Linked DNA regions of Homo sapiens: region 1 is linked to region 2. Evidence: read pairs that join two places in POLR2A ChIA-PET (ENCODE). Cell type or tissue: Panc1. All regions are shown on one strand. Each heading gives the region's core, and the rest is flanking DNA. Links, peaks and the distances in the headings are about the cores only. Region 1 holds the start of LOC107986853 (a long non-coding RNA gene). Region 2 overlaps HIPK2 (homeodomain interacting protein kinase 2).

Evidence for each region. Peaks named below come from ENCODE experiments on the same cell type or tissue, not always from the same donor. Only the 100,000 strongest peaks of a DNase experiment are listed, where the experiment ranks them.
Region 1: POLR2A ChIA-PET joins it to region 2 with 5 read pairs; 2 of 35 experiments call an interaction of 5 or more read pairs at or near these places.

What each region holds. Positions count from the first base shown.
Region 1 is chr7:139,873,333-139,885,435 of GRCh38, forward strand. It overlaps TBXAS1 (thromboxane A synthase 1), which reads left to right. Exons shown (of 13, transcript NM_001061.7): 3 at 2,253-2,305. It overlaps LOC107986853 (a long non-coding RNA gene), which reads left to right and starts at 6,725. Exons shown (of 2, transcript XR_001745384.2): 1 at 6,725-7,101; 2 at 8,784-10,592. In Panc1, for the core only: no CTCF peak of the experiment used is centred there; a DNase peak (open chromatin) is centred at 4,569.
Region 2 is chr7:139,648,124-139,657,415 of GRCh38, forward strand. The region is part of intron 2 of HIPK2 (homeodomain interacting protein kinase 2); the gene reads right to left. Among named protein-coding and RNA genes, the nearest start is that of HIPK2, 130 kb to the right of the region's middle. RefSeq lists an enhancer at 1,223-1,492. In Panc1, for the core only: no CTCF peak of the experiment used is centred there; a DNase peak (open chromatin) is centred at 3,408; H3K27ac peaks cover 219 bases.

The sequences.
Region 1 (12,103 bases), core at 1,870-6,869, 230 kb after region 2:
ACATTTTTGAGGACAGGGACATTGAAATGGACAACACTCTGCAAGGGAGAAGAACATAGGTTAGAGCTGTAGAACCCAACTGTTGCTGAAGTCCAGGGGTGAAGCCACGATGGCTCGGTCTGGTCGGTGATGAGAGTGAATAGAGATGGATAATTGGGAGCAAAATGAAGAACTCTTGTGACAAATTAGTGTAGAGAATTCAAGGCAAAGTGAGTCAAACATAAGCCTAAGCTTTGAGCCAGGGGAACAGGGAGAATGGCTATGGGTTGACAGAAATAAAACGTTGGGTGGGGGAGTGGTTCAGGGAGAAGACAAGTTTTATTTTAAGTATGTTGCTTGGGATTTGCCAGAGTGACATGCCAGTGGAAATGGCCAACAGACATTTGTAGATATAGGTCAGGACTTTATGGTCTACGGTTATTTTTTCTCACATTGGGTTTTCTCAGAAGCCAGATGGCTTATTCTGCTAAGTCACGGGGACACTGACTCCAGACCCAACGCCAGGAGCCGGAACACCCTGCATGGGAAGAACCACCAAGCCAAACAAAGGCAGGAAGACTAAATTTGGGACAATCCTGATAATATCCCTTCAACATCTCTAGAATTTCCCCCATCCCTACCTCCGGAAAGGCTGGCCCTTGGCACTAGATAGAAAAGAAAGCTGCTCTTTCTGTCCTTTTCTGCCCCCACCTTCTCAATTATTTCTTTTCCATTCCTTTCTGTGTCCATCACCTTTTCCATGATTTGTCATTGTTGTTTCTGTCTTCCTAGCATTTTTAAACACCTTCTCCTCTCATCTCTCTCTCTGGGGTGGGCGGTTCACAACTTTTAAGCTCACAAACAACAGTCTCAATGAGGCTTCCTGTTAGCCCCTTGAAACAAGTGTGAAGAAATTTTAAAGTGTCAAGATAGAACAACAAACCAGATCGGAAAGCTAAAGAAAATGCATTTCACACATTTCTGGGGGGAAATGATCAGTTGTATTCCGTGGAATAATTAATTTGGTATTAACATTCTGAGGAAAACGGCGTAGCTGTCGACATGAGGAGAACGCTGTGCTCCCGCCTCTGGAGAGCCTCCACATATGCTCCTTTGCAGCCCGCCATCCTCACAGCTACAAGCCCTGCCAAGTTCTTTCTAGAACATAGTAATTTCGCTGACTATTTTTATATTCATATATACTTTCCTTGATATATGGCAAGCTTACGCTGCAGAATTCAGTAGATTTCATGAGAAAGGCATGTGTTTCCATGCAGGACATCCACACTCCTAACCCCCAACTTTCCACCTTCATTCCACCCCTTATGTATCCACCCCATACTCCATTCTCACAACACAAATCTACCATTTGCCACCCCCCACACCCACCCCAACTCATGAGTATTTTCAGGTCTAGTCCATTCCCACCACACAATGGATCTAGCATTTTCCACCCCTCCGTCAACCCAGCTACACTTCTTTCCCATTATAAAATGTGTCTAGCCAGGCACAGTGGCTCATACCTGTAATCCCAGCACTTTGGGAGGCCAAGGCAGGCAGATGACCTGAGGTCAGGAGTTCCAGACCAGCCTGGCCAACATGGTGAAATCCTGTCTTTATTAAAAATACAAAAATTAGCTGGGTGTGGTGGCACATGCCTGTAATCCCAGCTACTCAGGAGGCTGAGACAGGAGAATCGCTTGAATCCGGGAGGTGGAGGTTGCAACGAGCTGAGATCACACCACTGCACTCCAGCCTGGGTGGCAGAGCAAAACTCTGTCTCGAAAAAACAAACAAAACAACAACAACAACAAAGTGTCTAGCATTTTGTCTTATATATCTTAAACATGTTGAATTTAATTAAAGTTTAACTCGAATGGATCATGATAATTCAGAATTTGTGATAATTTTGATAGACTCAGTAGAAGTTACATATAGTGGCAGTAAAAAGGGCTATATGATAATGCTAAATCAAATTTCAGAGGGCAATGTTATAGTTGAGAAAGCAAACTTTTTGAATATTTTAGCAGCAAGTATACATAAGTAGTTTAAGAACTGGTGATCTCTCCTGTCCAAGACTTTTACATGGCAATTTTTTTTAAAGCCTTTTGTTTATTCCAATGTTTCAAAGTACCTGAAAGCAATATAACTTCCATTCTTTTTTATTGTTTCTGTAATTGTATTCTTGCTGTTCCAAATTGTTTACTGAATAAGTTTGAATAATTGGAATTTTGCTTAATCTTATTCTTACTATAGTGCTGTGTTTCCTTCAGGGTTTTTGGGAAAGCCAAATGGAGCTCAGAAAGCTGTATGGACCTCTGTGTGGGTAAGAAGGAAACTCAACGTTTCTATTATGTACGATATTTTCTATTATGTACGATATTTTGATTTTCACGTGTTGAACTGATATAGAAGAAATGCCAAGATTAGGAATGTTGTATGTGTTTCTATTTTTCAAAGGGCCCACAAAGAGGGAGTCCTGCAGTACAGACAAGGCTTCTAGAGAAGACCCTGGGGTTGCCCACGGGGGGACTCTGCTGGCCTGAAAGAGTACCACTTTCCAGCCTTTGCAGCCTTGCTGGGCTGGGCACAGCATCATCTCCCGTTGCTGTGCTGAGGGGTGTTGCCACGGGATGTGGTGGCCTCTTTGCCTCAGAGCACAAACTGTCCAACTTGCCTTGACAGTGCACAGCAGGTCTTACCCCATGAGCATATCTGAACCTTACTCAGACTCGGGTCCTTCAGCCCATGGGGAAAGTGTGCTGCCAGCAACATGACCGTGTAATTTATCACCCAATCCAGTTCCCTTTTGAAAGTGAAAGGAAGTGCTATTAATAATTACCCCAGGATAACCTTATCACCTAAGACTATCCCGGATATGCTGGGGCATATGGTCACCCTAGTTCTTGGCCGTGTAAAGTAATATAGCCCTTCTCTTTATTTTCTGAATTTCTCCTTTGTATGCTCCTTTGTTTCTAAAATTCCAGATTCTGGTGAGCAAACCCACGTTCAGACCACTTACTCTATTCAAGATTTAACAGGCTTGAATTGTATTGATTCTCAACATGTGTCTTTCCACACTGAAGTCCTAATCATTTTAGTTGGTTTTCACGCAGCTTCTCTTCAGCCACTGAGCGATTTTTTTGCAGCTTTTCGTAGACCTCTGGGTCAGCGATCACTTTTGTAGGTGCATTAAAGTTCTCCTGTGTTGCCGACGTACATTCCAATGGGCTCCAGTGATTTGGGGGTCCTATCTCCATAGTATTCATGATGTCTGTTCTCCTGATACCCATTTTTGAAAGGGATTGGCTTGTCCTCTTTATGGAAATGGCCCCTCCTAGGAAGCCCACAGTTTTGGTCAAGTTCTTCTACCTACTTTTTGGTTTGCTACGTGGTCCTGAAAAAGTAATAAATTAAGATGTTAAGATGCTCTCTGTATTAGTCATTGCTGCATAATGGACTACCCCAAAACTCAGTGACATAAGCAACAATTTATGATTTATCATGTGTCTAAGGGTCAGCTGGAGTTGGCTGGCCTAAGCTGCACTTGGCTGGATGGCTCCGCTGGACTTCTGGGTGTATCTGCTGGGGAGGACCTCATGTGGGGCACCAAGGCTCTGCATGTCTCTCATCCTCTTTGGAAGTGTAAGCTCGGCTGGCAGGTTCTCATGGTAAGGGCAAAGACTCAAGAGAGCAAGCCTGATGGTGCAAGAACATTATACATTTCTGCTGAATCATTTCAGCTTATACCCTATTGGTTAAACCAAGTCACACGGCTAAACCCAAGATGTGGGCAGGAGGGCACTGTGGCCACTTTGAGGCCAAAGCAAGACACCTGGCCCAGCCTGACATTGATGGAGCAGGGAGGTGTACTCCTCGGATGGACGAGCGGGGAGGCAAGGCGTGTCTTTAAATAACAAGCAACCCTGCTTCACTCCCTAAGATCTCTTTCAACTTGGCCTTCACTTACTTTTTCATTTTTGCTTTTTGGTGCATAGCTTCTTGCTTTAAGCGTGATAGGTGCTCGATAAAGGCTCAAGAAATTGAACTGTCTACATTTCTCTTACCGTTGTGTGGTTCTATTGCTTTTTGTTTTTGTTTTTTGTTGTTGTTGTTGTTTGTTTGTTTTGCAATAGAGTCTTGCTCTGTCGCCCAGGCTGGAGTGCAGTGGCATGATCTCAGCTCACTGCAACCTCTGCCTCCTGAGCTCAAGCGATGCTCCTGCCTCAGCCTCCTGGGCAGCTGGGATTACAGGCGCCCGCCACCATGCCTGGCTAATTTTTGTATTCTTAGTAGAGACGGGATTTTGCCATGTTAGCCAGGCTAGTCTCAAACTCCTGACCTCAAGTGATCCACCCATCTTGGCCTCCCAAAGTGCTGGGATTACAAGTATGAGCCACTGCACCCAGTCTATTGCTTTTTTTTTTTTTTTTTTTGAGACGGAGTCTCGCTCTGTCGCCCAGGCTGGAGTGCAGTGGCGCGATCTCGGCTCACCAGTCTATTGCTTTTTAAAGGTTCTCATTCCAGCTCTTTCTTTCAAACAGTCTCATTCTGCAGCTGAGTTGGCAATGACTTGGAGACTGTCTCATATGCCTCTGAGACACAGCACTGACTCAGAATGACAGTGCCTTCACCAGAATCAGAAAAAGTCCTGACTGAGTTTGAATTCTAGGAACCACTTTTCTTGAGTGTTTCTTGTACAGATATCCAAAGTAGAGCCTTTGGGTATTTAAAAATAATTTGTAAATGCCAAATTAAGAGTTTAAAGGGCACTGTATGAACTAGTTGTGTGTGTGTGAGAGAGAGAGAGAGAGAGAGAAGGAGAGAGAGAGAGAGAATGACAGAGAAAAAGAGAGAGAGAGAAAAGGAGAGAGAAAGAGACAGAGAAAGAGATAGAAAGAGATAGAGAGAGATAGAAGAGGGGGAGAGAGAGAGAGAGAGGAGAGAGAGAGGTGGAGCGAATTGGTTTCCTTGACAACAGGATATCCAATCAACTTTTTCCTCCAACTTTAACTGAGTTAACACAATTTATCCTTTTCATTTCAAGAAAACCTAAATCATAGAGAATGATTTCAAATGAGGTTATAGAGATCAAGATTGCAGTATCATCTCCATTCTTTGTTCCCACTTCTAGTGAAAAGGAAAAAAGAAAGGTGATGGCATAATTTCTTCCTATAAAGCTATCAACTTTTCTCCTTTGGAAAAAAAAAGATGAGCCATAAAACACTGACTTCTTTTTAAATGTGTCTACTCCCAGATTTAGAGGCAATATGGTGGCGGTGTAAAAATGAAAGGGTTGAACCAATCTAAATCGAATGTCTTTTCTAACTCTAAATGTTATTTTCTTACTGCTTAAATTTTAGCAACATAGTTTCACTCATTGGGAATGGACTATGCTCAATGAACAGCAAAGACCCTTCTTGCAGAGAACAATTTAATTTAAATTACATTAGTTTTTATTTTATTTTTTATTTTACTTTTATTACTAGGAAATATAATCAATCCCAGCTTGGTCTTCTTAAAAATTGAAATAATAGATTGATTCATTATTTGACAAGTGAAATGCCACACTCTACACTGTTGATGCCGTGTAGAGATGTATTGGGCCTTTAGATGACAGCTTGGCACTGAATGTTGGGAGAAAAATGGACAGGGCAAATCTCCTCACTGCTCGAGACTGGAAAGCCAACTATGATGGCAATGTATATTTATTATCTGGTTGTCACCCTAGCAATTCAAGAGTTTGAGGCTCAAAACTGGAAATTGACTCCTTACTCAATTCCCCTCCCACTCCCTACCATGGGGACAATAGGGCTGGAGAAGGTTTCCATCAAGATGGGCAGACAACATCAATGTTTATCATTACCACCAACACTGCCACCACCACCACCATCACCACCACCATCATCGAGAACAAAATATCTTCACCAAGTGTCTACTTATGTAGCCTGCTTTGCCAGGTTCTGTGTAAATAAAACTACACACGGTGTCTCTGCCTTCTTTGAACTTGAATGTAAAGCAGGAGGACTGGCGTGGATACCTATACAGCTATTAGTCGTGGTGGTACGTGATAAAAAACTCTCCTGAATTGCACAGCAACCTGGCCATGTAACACAAAGAAGGCAAGGCTTTATTGCTTTAGATAACCTTCATCAATTAATGATTACTTGTTATCTCCTTCAGGCTGAGAATGAGCCCCAAGTTGGATTTATATTCCTTCCCAAACTCTGTAAGAACAGAATCAACATTATCGTCATACATTGGTGATTGAATATGGTTTATATTCAATATATACCAATATTGAATATAAATATATATTGATATATATTCAATATATCCTGTTTGGATAGAGATTATATCCCCTCCAATTTGTAGCTGGACTTTGTAACCCAGTAGATGATAAACCTTTATTAATTACTTATAGTTAAGTAAGAATAAATATTTACACAGTGCCCTAAGTTCAGGTCATTAGCAACTCCTAAAGGCCGCCATTCAAAGCTCCTTTTCCCTTTATCTCATTTTGTGTGTGTGTGTGTGTGTGTGTGTGTGTGTGTGTGTGTGTGTGTGTTTTGTTTTGTTTTGCCTTTTGAGGCAGAGTCTTGCTCTGTCATGCAGGCTGGAGTGCAGTGGCACGATCTCAGCTCATGGCAACCTCCACCTCCGAGGTTCAAGTGATTCTCTGGTGCCTCAGCCAACCAAGTTGCTGGGAATACAGGCATGTGCCATCACGCCCAGCAAATTTTTGTATTTTTGGTAAAGACGGGGCTTCAACATGTCGGCCAGGCTGGTCTCAACTCCTGACCTCAAGTGATCCAACTCCCTCGGCCTGCCAAAATGTGGGAATTACAGGCGTGAGTCACCATATCCAGCCTATCTCATTGTCTTTTAAATGCTTGCTCTATAGTTCTGCTTTTACTTAGCCTTATCCCCGTTTCTTCTTCCCCCAACATCACTTTAGTTTTGATCTTGGCTCCCTCTTGTTGAACTTGACTTTTACACTTCCTGGCATCCATCAGCTATGCCGCTCCATTTTGGTAAGTGGCACCTGCATCCCTGGATCCCTTCATGATGCCAGCCTTGTTGCATAACCTCATATACTCCCATCAGAGCATCAAGTTGTAGGTAGGTAAGCATGAACTTTGTACATAATTCATAAAGTACAAATGAGTATAAGAAAAAAGTACACTTGCTCCCACCCTGGGGCCCATCTGCTCCTTCACAGAGGCAACCTCTCTTAAAAATTTCTTTATAGTCAAATGGATCATATATGATACATGCTGTTCTTTACCTTGCTTTGTTCATTAATGGTATTTGGGAAATTGTCCCATTTTGCTTCATTCATTCTTGTTAAATTAGGTAGTGTTTTTAAGGATTTCCTTGTATGAATGTATCCTAATTTTTAAAACAAGTTCTCAATTGATAAACATCTCTTACTTTTACAAACACCATCGCAGTGAAGATTTTCATATACACATCATTGATGTCTGGGGTAAGTATGCAAGATAAATTCCTAGAAATGGAATTATTAGGTCAAAGATGGTCTATGTTTTTAATTTCGATAAATATGACTAAATTTCTCTTTCTAGGGTTTATGTCAGTTTAGATTCCCATAAATATGCATATGTCCCTCCCATACTTGTCATTAAAATGTGTGGTCACAATTTTAAATCTTTACCATTTGATGGTATATTGCTGCAGTTTCGATGTGCATTTCTCTAATTATGAGCAAGTTTGAGCATCTTTTCATATGTTTAAAATGCAATGTATTTTGTTTTCTGAGGGATCCTTTGCCACTTCTCTGTTGGGTTATTGATCTTTTCCCACTTTATTTGTAGAAGCTCTTTGCATATTAAAGAAAGTAGCCTTTTATATGCCTTAAATAGTTTCTCCTCTTTATCATTGTCTTTGACTTTGCTTATCATATATTTCTTCCAATCAGAAAACATTTGTTTTTGTGTTGTTGACTTTAATTGATTTTAACAGTGTCTACATTTTGCATCTTACTCAGAAAGGTTTTCTCCACCAAGGATATTTTTTCATAAACTTTCATTTTTCTAGTTTCTTTAAATTTTATTTTTAAAATATAGAATGTTTGATATATCAGGAATTTATTTGGAAGATGGAGTTAGGGACACACCCTTTTTCCCCCCCTCCAGGAGGGTAGAGTTCCATCTGGAAATTCATCCTTTTCCAAATGATTTGAAATGTCACTTTTATCATTTATTAATTCCTAGGTGTATTTCTGATTTCTCTATTCTGTTGTACTGCTTAATCACAAGCCAGGGCTGCACTGAATATCCTCGTTTGGATGTCACGTTTGTAGCTTCTTGTACCTAGCTGCAGTAGGGTGTTCTAAGAACATCTTTGTAAGTATCAAAGCCTGAAGCAATCTATCTCCCAGGGAACCTTAGGTCCCATACTGAAAAAAAAAATCAATTTAGCAAATAAATAAGCCTTTGGTATAAAGGGCCTGACACTTAGCTTCAAAGTTCACACCACAGGAGGGGGAGGTGTCTCATATGCCTCCAAGTTGGAGGTTTTTAGCACCATTTTTAAAATTTAATTAGCTAGCATGCATGAACTAATAGCACCTTGTCACCAGGCAGTGAGGAAGTTGAGAACTTTGGGATACATAAGGAAAAGCATGTGGCATCAGCAATCAAAATAACAAGGTCGTTTCAACACTTTTTAAAGCTCAGCTTCCATGGTGCCATCCATTAGGAGAGTCTGTGTTCTGGAAGTGACTAAGGTGTGAACACTTTTCGTGTAATTGCTCTTAACCATCATGTTTATGTACTATTTAGATGGGGTTGAAGAACAGCATAGAGATGGTTTACTTTAATACTGGCAGATGGCTATGTGAGACTTCCTGGCCTACCATCATGGATCAAGAACAACGGGAATTGAAGGGCTCTGAAAGACTCACCTGTTGGACATGTTTGTTCTTTGACTTAGAAGATATGAGACATCTGAATACACTGGGCTTGAACATGTGGCTGAGGATAGGGTAGGGTGGAAACTATTGCTGATTTGTCCAAGAAAAGACAAGTACTTAGACTTAAATTGGGCAGCTGACACCTGGAGATGGCACTTGTTTTTAAACTGGACTGAGCTCAGTAGAATCATAGATGTTGAAGAAAGGTGGAAATTAAGCCACCGTTGTGGAAGAGCTTCCCAGACACTGATGCTAAGGAGTCAAACTTTAGGTTTTTGCTGCTGATAAAAGTGCAAGCCTCAGTATGAGGCTCATTTACTAAATGTTTGACCCAAAAATGTGGCTCAATTCTAAGAGGAATTGATGAAAATGAAAATATACATAGTATATTGAGAAAACACAATACCCTTGAAACAGTGGAATTAAGCACAGAAGTCCTGAATTATTCTAACATCTCTGGCCATGAGGCCAAACTGTGGGCAATATTTGGGTCCCCTAGCTTGGTGAAAGCTGGCTTTCATGAAAGCGTTGAAAGCAAAGCTGTGCATTGCCGTTCCCAATAATGTGAATCTGAAAGCAAAATTCATGTGAGACCATCATGATGGTCTGTAGGTCATAATTATTGAGCATCATTCAGTGAGTGAAATATCAATATTCTCACTGGTCAAAATAGCTTAATCATGAACACTAAGCCTGTAAGAGCACCTTTTTTAAATGATTGGAATTCACTAAACTGCATTATTGCATTTTAGGGGGGCCATTATTCTCTAAAAGTGAATGCCCTGACATAGTGTGCTGATGTTTTAGGAGGCCTTTGAGAATAGGAAGAAAGTTGTCCACAGGACAACTATCACCAAGCCAAGCACACTGCCCAGTAGGTGGAATTATCAAAGGAACAATTGTCCACAGATAAATAAGTGGCTTAGACCAAAGAGACAGAGGAATTTGATTTGAGTCCCACTTTTCTTGAATGAACCATTAATAGACTCTTCACCCTTACCTGCCACCAGCATGATCTCGTTATACCAAATAGTGTATTGCTACAAAGCTTCCATGCTTTCTTATGATTTAAGACCACCTTCTTTCCCAGTCTTGATCCAAAGACCCTTCTGAAGTTTACCTAATTTTCTGGACTTCTAACTTCTTCTTTCAGCCCATTTATTTTATACCAGTTCATTTCCCCCCATCCTCTTTCTATAACAGCATATGGGTGATGGTTGCTGCATATTTTAATGACTACTGCTATCTAAGTCTTTGTGACCCACCCTCATAAAGATCAAGAACCTGTATTAATTCCCTCTTCTTTGGGTAGAAGCATCCAACAGGGCATGATAGCTTACAGTAGAAATCTGCAGTTAAAATCCCAGCTTCAACTTTCTTTCTCTCTACTGCTTGTTACCTTAATGGATTTAGGCCAATCACTTCCCCTCTCCAGCTTTAGTTCTCTTAGATGTAAAATGTGGGATTTGGACTAGGTCGGTGATTTTGACACTGTTTAATCATGAACCTCAGTAAATAATATATTAACCACATTGTTATCTAATACACACACATACATTTGAAATAAAAGTTTTACAGAAGAACACCTTATTCACAGTATAAGAACCACTTTGATCTATTCTATTGTATTGTATTCTATCTGTAAAAAATAAAACATTTACAAGTTGGTCACAGCCCATTAAATTGATTTCATGACCACTAGTGAGTCAAAATCAGCAATTTGAGAAGCAAAGGGCCAGATGATATCTGAAGTCCTTTCCAGTTGTAAACTGGATGACTACAAACCAATGAGACAGCCCCTATCAGTGTGCATCAGAAAATTGTTAGAGGCCATTGTGTTTGCCTCTTTGTGGTTTAAGATTCTGAGAAACCTCTGTCAAAGTCAGTAAAAGCCCACCGTTCACAGCTGAAACCGAACTCCAGTGGAAGCACTTCTCCTGCAGAGACCAGCTCCCGCACCTGACTGTGGGCCCAGGCTGGGCACCTCCCACCCAGTAGCACCTTCTTGTTCTTTAAAATCACAAGTTCAACTATTATTGAAATTATTTCCAAGCCTTAACTCGGAATCATGCTAAGAAGCTAACACAAATATATTAATTGACCATTTAAGACATCTCTCTGTAAGATTTTTGCATTGGGTGTAAATATCTAAGTAATTCATGTGGATATCTTCTCCCAGGTAGGTGTGGCCAGCTGATTACTTATTCCCAGGGAGCTGGAGCAGCAGGAAGGAATGGCCTGGAAACTGGAAATAATCCCATTTGCCGGGGTAAGCTAGCTGTGGAAAACTGACCAGGCTGTGGGTACCGAGAGAGCAGCTTCCTGCTAAACTTCCTGCTGTGGGTGAAGGGCAGCGTTTAAAGAGTAAGATGGTGCTCCCCATTCCAGCAAACACTGGCCACAGTGGACAGTCCAGGAGAGAGCTGTGCACCAGGAAGGTGTCAGCTGGACAGTAGTCAGGCGTCCAGTAAAGCAGCGATGAGGAGGCTGTCAGTGGACACCAGGGCCCCACTAGTGGGTGGTTCAGGAACCTGAGAAGCCCCCGGCCCTGAGAAAGGAGTCTAGGTAGTACAGCAGGGTCTCAGCGGTGAGGGCTCTGAGGATGAACCAGGAATTGACATTCAGTTCTAAGATTCACAGCATCATGTGAGGCCCAGGACCAGAAGCCAGACCTAATCTCCGATATCAGTCAGGGTGGACAGGTCCATCATGGTTGGAACAGATCCATGCTGGAGAGGCACCGAGTCTCATGATGTGTGGCTGGAGGTTGTTCCTGCTTCTGGGGCCAGGGCTGGGCCTGCAGATGAGGGACAGAGCACCTGGCTAGAAAGGAGAGAGGACTGCAGCGGCTGGAGCGTCAGCCACAGATTTTTAATTTTGCTTTCCTTGATATTCACATCCAAAATCTACCATGGAGAACTGTATATCACGTTCAAGGTGGAAGGGAACTAACTCATTCCTCATTAGTAACTATCAAATATGGCATCAGTACCTTCTTTATCCTGTAAGTGACAGCTCTGCACAGATGTGTTCCCAATCGATAGAATGTCTCAATTAAAGTTGCATAAAAGCTCTATTTTGAGCTAATATCTTCAAATAATAAATTCCACATTTAATTGAAGCGTACCTGCAACAAATCCAAGTTGTTCAACCCAAAATGCATAATAGAGTATGTAAAACAGTCATGAA
Region 2 (9,292 bases), core at 1,179-6,178:
CTGAAAGGCTCTGACACAGAACTGTCTAGTTCCTTTTCATTTGGCCTCAAAAGGGGTACATTTTTCAAAAAACAAAACAACCCCACATACCCCAAAGTTTCAACCTGAGATTCAATTTTGAATTGAAGGCTAAGTGAACAATTCTGCCTAACTCTTTAGTAAGTCTTGCTTGTGTGAAAATCAAACAGAAATCTTCCCTCTTCCCTCTTCTGGGTTTCCCTGACTATATAGAGGTTGATAGACTTCAGATGATCACAGAACCCAAAGTTACAGGCCATCACTAGGGAGTCACAGTTCAGACCAGGAAATCACTAGCGGCAGAGAGAAGCGTGGAGGGAAACGACGTTGCGGCTTTCGGGTTACACAGTGGAAAGGCTGATGAAGGGAATACGGCACACAGTCCCCAGCCTTGTTACTTTATCCCCCCGGGATAGCATCAATAGCTTACATGGGAGTGAGCATCATTCCTGCTTGCACCTTCACGTCCGGTTAAAACGATTCTATTCTGCAAGCCAGAGCTTAGGTTCCATCACTTCCTACCGAGCAACGCCCCCCACCCTTCTCATCAGCCCCGTCTGCATCATTACGGAGGACGGAGGACGGCTCTTGGGATTGTCTTGCTTGGCAGTGGAGGGCGGAGCAGAAGGAGGGAGAGGGTGCTGCGGGTTTTTTTTTTCCTTTCCCCGTATGTATTGTGTTCAGTGTGGACAAATATTTGTGTAGTCTGTATTTACCATTAATACTAGGATAAAGTCATTAGTGATTCGATTTTTCTATGGAAAGAAGCAAGGCATTGGGCGGGTGGAGGGGGAAGCAAAACCCCAAACGGAAGAACAGAAACTCTAAAAGCTGGCGTCTGAAGGTATTATTCAAAAACAATATGGGAAAAGGCAGCACCATATTTCCTCTGTTCTTCTAAGGGGAAGTTCAGAAAAAGGTCAGAAAGAGAACAATGCAGGCCATCTATCATAGCAGCCTCTAACCTAGAGGTGACTTGCCCGCTGCAGCCTCATTTCTCAGTTCTGTAATTACCACCCCTCCCACAGACTGGACACCACAGCGGCCTATGAATTATGCATTTCATTTCCACCTCCCCACACCCTGACTCGGTGACCACTGCTGCGGCGGGTGGCTGCGGGGGGCGGGCCGATGCAGCACCCCTTCCCCCAGGTACACGCGCAAATGTTACAGGGCCCCAGAGCCCCGGTGCACACCCGCAGATGCTGCTTGTGCTGACCTTCAGTTCCCAGCCTAAGATTTTGTTTATTGAGCAAATAAGACTAGTTACCAGTAGGGATTTTCCTAGGGGAAAACACACTGGGGCACCTTTTCTTCCCCTTCACGTTTTTATTCAGGCAAAATCTGGTTAAAATGAATATTAAGGGTGGTCTTGAAGGAGGCAGAGGTGATGTAGAGCCTGAGGGTATGTGTGTGTGTGTGTCTCCTGCTGTTAGAATTCGGGGGGGTGGTTTGGAAAGTGGGTCCCAGAAATGGATACTGCTGCAGGAACAGGAGCAACCCTGCTCCTCCCTGTCTGTGCCTCTGATTAACTGGTGCCCCTCTCCTACCAATTCAGAGGGTCCCAGAAAACTTCTGGGGCCACCTGTCTTCACAGGTGCTACTGGTATACCAAAGCAGGGACTACTCTTTGTTCAGAGTGATTTTCCTTTCAAATCTTTACAAAACGTTAGGTTTAGTAGAGAAGTTGGTTAGGTTTAGTTGCTCGAGCAACTGAGAGACCTAGGAATACCCCTGGAAGCAGACAGGGGTAAGCAGCAAGCGAAAGGGTTCCCTTGAAAAGCAAGGGTTCTTCTGTTTGGTACACCTCAGTCTATCGCTTGAAGAGGTGGTATGGGTAGGATTTTAAAAAATATTTTTAAAAAGTGACTTTAGATACATTCAGGGAAGACAGTTCTAAGATGGGATATAAAAATAGGATATTTAGGCCAGGCATGGTGGCTCACGCCTGTAATCCTAGCACTTTGGGATGCCAAGGCAGGCAGATCACCTGAGGTCAGGAGATCAAGACCAGCCTGGCCAACATGGTGAAACTCCATCTCTACTAAAAATACAAAAATTAGCTGGGTGTGGTAGCATGAACCTGTAATCTCAGCTACTTAGGAAGCTGAGGCAAGAGAATCGCTTGAACCCAGGAGGCAGAGGTTGCAGTGAGCCAAGATTGTGCCACTGCACTCCAGCCTGGGCGACAGAGCAAGACTCCATCTCAAAAAAAAAAAAAAAAAAAAGGATATTTAATTTCTGAGGCTGATCTGGGGAACACAATAGTAAGTGGGCTGAATATTAGGTGCAAATCACTATGACATATATTTTATTCCCTTCGGGTTTTTTTTTTTTTTAAACTATTCTCAGGGTTGGACCATTTGTTCATAAGGGACCGACTGAGGGTTGTGATCACAGCTGTGACAGCCAGCCCTTAAGATGGCCCCTGAGGACCCAGTTCTCCTGGAAGTCAACACCCTGGTGTGGTCTCCTCTCACACTGAGCAGGGCAAACCTGTGTAACCAATAAGACAGCGCAGAAATGACAATGTGTGGCTTCTGAGACTAGGCTGTAAAAGGCATGTGGCTTCTGCTTTTGCTCTGCCTTGAATCACTTACTCTGGAAGAGGACCCTCAATGGCCCTGTGGAGAGATCCACGTGGATGGAACCCAGGCCTCTGGCCAACAGCCAGCTCTGGCTTGCCAGCCACAAGGGTGACCCACCTGGGAAGAACACCCTCCAGCCCCAGTCACGCCCTTGGGTGACTGCAGCCTGGGCTAAGAGCTCACCGCCACCTCATGACAGAACTGGAGTGGGAATCGTCCTGTCATGTTGCTCCCAAATTCCTGGAGCACAGCAACGGTGAGATAATGTTTATTGTGTCAGCCACGGAATTTTGAGGTACTTCGTTATGCAGTGACAGATACTGATTGGGCGTCTCTAAGAGGGGAGGGAGCACGCAGAGAAGCTCTGGATTTGTGTTTCCAACAAGCCTTAGGTCAGCACCCCCTGATACCCAACACATCACTAGGTCCTCCATCCAGCCCCTGCCCTGCCCTGATGGGAACCAATGAAGCACTTTCTAAAAAGGTAGGAGGCACAAGGAAAACACAGCCTGAGGAGGACTTCCAAGCACCCAAATGCAGGCAAGACTGAACGGATGGCATGAAGTTTGCAAGCTGCTATTCCACAGGATGAACCCGGCACAGAGACAGACACTCTTTGGCCTGCATAGATATTAAATTTTTTCAACTAGCTATTAACATTTAGAACTCAGGTGATATTCCTAAAAGTTTGGATTTCCTGCTGAAAATCAAAAGCTCTGGCAACTCTGGGCCACTTGTCAGTTCGTGGTCACAATGACCTGGGGCTGGATAAGGCTGCCCTCTGCACGTGTGTGTCACCAGATGCAGACCTTAGTCATTACCAGCTCACTGACCACCTACCTGGCCCTGGAGGCACTTGAGTTCGTGACTCCTAGGAGAGAGGCGAGCTGGAGGGGGACAAATGAAACACTTACATGAAATCACTGCTTTTAGCTCTATAGCGGGGGCACTGTGGAGAGGTACACAATTTGTTTTCTTTTATTAAACAAACAAACAAACAAAAAAGGTTTAGCAAACAGCTGCCCCAGAAGGGACTTCTTAGAACTTACAAGGAATGTAAAATGATTATTCCACTTTACATTACACAGTGTGAACTTTAAGAGGAGAGATCCGATGTTATGTTTCTGCAATGTTTGTTTATGGAGGTCTTCGTTATATAAGACCTCCGTGGAGAGGAACTGCAATGCTGGAGTCTCACTTTGCTGATCTGGCTTTCTACTCTAACAATTATTTACAATAACATTAGAGAGGAAGGCTCTGGCGCCATAACTCAGTGAATATCTGCCGGATTCTTCCCTCCTACAAGATACAATAATATACCCTTTATTGGCCTTCTCCCAATTCTCCATTTGAAACAGGATTATAATCAGTTTTCAGAGTGGCTTACTCAGGAATTAACTAGCCAAGCACTGGATCACTGCTTCTTGAACAATTCTGTAGTCCTTTGCACATTTTTGGAAAAGGAATGTGATGTCAACAGCCTCATGTTCTTGAGAATATCCTTCCTAGGTGGGCAAGTGCTGGGCTGGGGGAGAATGGGGCCTTGTGTTTGCATAAGACGCTGCTCACGAGTGGCTTTGTATAAGACAGCAGGAGGAAGGCATTCTGTCTGCCTCCCCCTTCCCCTGAGCTCGGGGACATGATTGGATTATTGAGTGATTATGTAGTAAGTTCAATCACTGATATTTATTGAGCTCCCAGCATGTTCAAGACTCTGCTAGAGGGTGATACCAAGTCATGGTTGCTGTTCTCAAGAAGCTTATCATCTCGTGTACACGTATGGAAAAAGGAATACAGACAGAAATCATGAATGTCAGATGCCAGCTACGTTTAGAGGGAGCAATCTCTCTCATTCAATAAACATGTATTGAGCATCCATTATGTGCTGGGCACTAATTAGAGAGTGAACAAAAAAAGACAGTCTCTGTTCTCATGGAACTTGAACTCTAGTAGACCTCAGCGGACTCCACTCCAGGCTGGGAAGAACAGGAGAGAATTCAAGGAGGCAGAATTTAAATAGAATCGTTAGGTACCACCGACTTCAGAGTTGAGAGAAGGGAGAGGGCACTGCAGGTAAGAAAACATCATTAACGAAGGTACAGAGGCAGGAAAACACAAAGAAGACTGTTCAGGGCCGGCACGGTGGCTCACGCCTGTAATCCCAGCACTTTGGGAGGCCGGGGTGGGTGGATCATTTGAGGTCAGGAGTTTGAGACCTGGCCAACATGGTAAAACCCCACCTCTACTAAAAATACAAAAATTAGATGGGTGTGGTGGTGGGGGCCTGTAATCCCAGCTACTCAGGAGGCTGAGGCACAAGAATGGCTTGCACCTGGGAGGCTGAGGTTGCAGTGAGCCGAGATCACGCCACTGCTACTCCAGCCTGGGTGACAGAGCAAGACTCTGTCTCAAAAAAAAAAAAAAAAAAAAAAACTGTTCAGGAGAACAAGGAAGTGACACAAGGGCTAGGGCAGTAGGAGCAAGGGGCAAGTGATACCAGAGCAGAAACAGCGTCACTGTCATCCTCGATGCTAACTCTGGACCTCCTATGCCATGGTGCTGAGGCAGGACAACAGCTGCTCTTTGATTTCTTCAGAGAGCAACTACAGACAAAGAGACATTTGTCTGTAAACATGAGTAACTGGAAAATGCAGTGCTGAGGACTATCAACTGTTACAGAATGGGTGGTGGGATTTAGAGATCTTATGGGACAAATCACACCTCCCACACCGCCATCTCGTATGGTAAAACTCTGACCCATGGACCTCGGGAAGGAGGCCTCTGCCTCCTGTTACAGACATGCCATTGAGAGGCACAGGTGATAAGTGAGCAAAGGAAATCAGCTTCCACTGCCTCAAGAAGCACAGCCTGGGATTACCTGACCTGGTGTGATGAAAATCGCCAAGTTTTATGTTGCATTAGTGAAGATTTTCCACTTGTACAATGTTTTTTTCTTTCCAAAGGTGGGGGGAACAAAACATGCTCCTCTGGCCTCCTCGAGACTGTTGTTGTTTTTTTTTTGAGATGGAGTCTCGCTCTGTCGCCCAGGCTGGAGTGCAGTGGCATGATCTCGGCTCACTGCAACCTCCACCTCCCAGGTTCAAGCGATTCTCCTGCCTCAGCCTCCTGAGTAGCTGGGGTTAAAGGTGCCTGCCACCACGCCCGGCTAATTTTTGTATTTTTAGTAGAGACGAGGTTTCACCATCTTTGCCAGGCTGGTCTCAAACTCCTGACCTCAAGTGATCTGCCTGCCTCGGCCTCCCAAAGTGCTAGGATTATAGGCGTGAGCCACTGTGCCCAGCCAAAACTGTTTCTTTACTACAGAGACAGGTTTGTGTATGTGCAGCCCAGCTTATTGAATGATAAAGCAGCAAAACAGAGCCTCAATGACACAGGGGCTGCCAGGCCCCTGTTCCTATAGGTTTAACAGCATGAGATACACATAAAAGCTGCTGCTATACAAGTGAGGCTCTTAAACATCATTAAAAACACATATTTGAGGTTAGGCACAGTGGCTCATGCCTGTAATCCCAGCATTTTGGGAAGCTGAGGCAAAAGGATCGCTTGGGCCCAGGAATTTGAGACCAGCCTGGGCAACACAGCGAGACTTTGTCTACAAAAAAAAATCAAAACATTAGCCAGGTGTGGTGGTGCACACCTATAGTCGCAGCTACTCTGGAGGGTGAGGCAGGAGTACTGCTTGAGTCTGAGAGGTTCAAGCCAAAGTGAGTCATGATCACGCCACTGCACTCCACCCTGGACGACAGAGCAAGGCCCTATCTCAAAAACAAACAAACAAAAAACCCCCAAAAAACCCCAAAGCAAAAAACACATCTTTGGAACTGTTTAATGCATTTAGGGAGCATGGAGTCCTTATGGTGGTCTGTTATGGGCTTGAGGCTTCACCAAGCCCCTGTGAAAACTCTGAGTGCTGTCTCCATGGCGGGGTTGCAGTCAGTAGCAAGATAACAAAACTCAGATGGGAAGGACAAAGCGCAACATGGACGCTCACGAGTCCAGCCAAATTCTGAGTGCTTAAGAAGAGGCCTGTTCATTACGATATTCCTGGTAATATCAACTCTCAAACTACTCCTTGGATCACCTACCCAATATTTATTTTTGGGAACAGTTTAAATCAAGAGAAAAGCTATTAATAAGTTAAATAAAAGCTGTTGAAGGGATTCCTGCGAGTGGGAGGTTGAATAGGGTGATTTCTAAAGCCCTTGCCAACACACAATCTAGGATTCTATCACTGCCTTCCTCCCGATCCCATGCAATTACATATTCACAGGCGACAAAGAGCAATAGAAAATAGCTAATTCACATGAAGGGCTGCTCTGACTGTGGGGGGAATTCGCTTGGATAAGAAAGTGTCCCTAGGAATTAGGGTCCCCAGCCTGGAGCTGAGTATTGATGAGCCAGTTACTGAATTCTCAGTGCCCATAAGGTGCAGAGTTGATGACAAGGATCACAGTCAGTTAAGGGACCACAGTCATGACAAATACAAACCAGAAAATAGTTCAGAAAAGGGTTGAGCAGGCACACAAATAAATTCAGAGCAAGCGAAGCTAGTTATGATAAACAAACAAATGTCAGTCTTCCCTTTGGGACAAAGACGTAAGTTGCAGTGGAGCCAGTAGAGAGTGAATGGGGAGGCCCTGTGCAAGAGGCTCCCGCCGGGCAAGGAGGCTGCTGCCTGCAGTTCTGCAGGTGGCTGTAGACAGAAGGCGTGTGGGAACCTGCACAGCAACTCTGTCTTCCTCTGGAGTCTTTCCGCTTATCCGACGTGGCAGGGTCTTCTTGGCTCTTGCTTCTGAACATGCTCACTTCCTCTTTCTTTTCTCCTTGGCCCTTTCTCTCCTTCTTCCTTTAAGGTGGCAATGCTTGTCCCTGCTCCCTGCCCTGCACTGATGGACGCACAAGTGGAGGGGTCTACACACCCCTCTTTCATTTCCTAAGCAACCCACAAGTCCAGGTGAAGATGTATGATTACATTTGTATTTTGGAAACATAATGATTGATTGTGGTTATGATTTTAAAGGAAGGGCACACTCTTGTAATGGGCAACTGGAGAATGAATTAGGGTCAAGAAGGCTCAGGGTGGGGAGGCAAGTCAGGAGGCCTATATGATAATTGGATGATCATTTAACCATGGATGAGGAGACTCGTGCCAGGGAAGCTGGAAAGGCTGCACTCACACATCACCACCAAGCTGCTTTTGGGACTCAGGGGCCTTCCCTTGGTTCTCATCCTCAGCCTTGCCTCTCTTTGATAACTGACCCTGTTGACCTCAACTCGCTTTCCAAGTCCCCTTAGGGTTGCTAATGTGTTTTGCTGGTCTCTGCTCATTTCTCCCATCATTCTTCTCTCTCCTCTTCCTTCTCCCACTCCCTCACTCTGTACCCTGGTCCACCTCCATGGTGAACTCATTCACTGCCAGGCATCTACCACCAGGCAGATGCATTCCCAGCCCCAATCTCTCCCTGGGTTCTAGTACCATATTCTCATTGACTTAAGTATCTCTAATTGGATGCCTCAAAGTGAAGTCATCATGTCCCTCCACCCCCACAAAACGGGGCTCCTCTCCAGCTCACCCCACTTATTCCAGCAGAACCATGATTTTTTCATCTCCAAAATTAGGATGCTCAAGAGTCATCTTTGCTTATCACGTTTACCTTTATTTCTTGAGTTTCTGCCTTCTTTTTGGGATTTACCTCACAGTCACTTTTTCTTCTTTATTCTCAATGCCACTACTCCCTTGGCCTGGGCCCGATAACTGAAACAGTCTCTTGGCTAGTTTCTCTGCCTCTAATCTTTCCCTCCGTCCAATCCAATTTACAGCCTGCTGCCTGACTCACTTTCATCATCCCACAGCTTTCCTCAAGAACCAACTTGCCTATCACACGGAATCCAAATTCTAATTGCTCCCAAGGCCCCACAGCTGCCCTCCCTTACCCCATCATGTTTTTCTGTGTTCAGTTCATAACATCCTCTTCTTTTAGGTCTGACCCTTCCCTGTCATTTGTGCACACCGCAATACTCTCCTTACTCGACACTTCTGTGCATGTTGCTTTCTTCATCTGCGATGCTCTCTCCTTCTCTTATTCAAATCCTAAACATCCTCAGAGTTCAGTTCTACCTCCATTTTTTTTTTTTCCTGAGATGGAGTCTTGCTCTGTCACCCAGGCTGGAGTGCAATGGCACAATCTCGGCTCACTGCAACCTCCACCTCCCGGATTCAAGTGATTCTCCTGCCTCAGCCTCTCGAGTAGCTGGGGTTACAGGCTTGCACCATCACGCCTGGCTAACTTTTGTATTTTTAATAGAGACGGGGTTTCACCACATTGGCCAGGCTGGTCTCGAACTCCTGACCTCAAATGATCCTCCAGCCTTGGCCTCCCAAAATGCTGGGATTACAGGCATGAGCCCCCATGCCTGGCTTGCCAGTTCTACGTCCACTTCTATTAGCAGTCCCCCGACAGCTCACCCAGGCTTCTGCTGTAGTCAAGAGCCTTGGACTGCACTGTGTCCACCTTGCACGCTGACCCTCCGTGGGAGGTACTACGTCAGTCAGAGTCGTCTGTTAGACAGCATTCATCTACCATCCTAGGTAGTGATTATGCTGTTAGGGTGGCTTGTGTTGACCCAAATGTTCCTTCAGACCTCGTCCATTCGATTTTTCACTG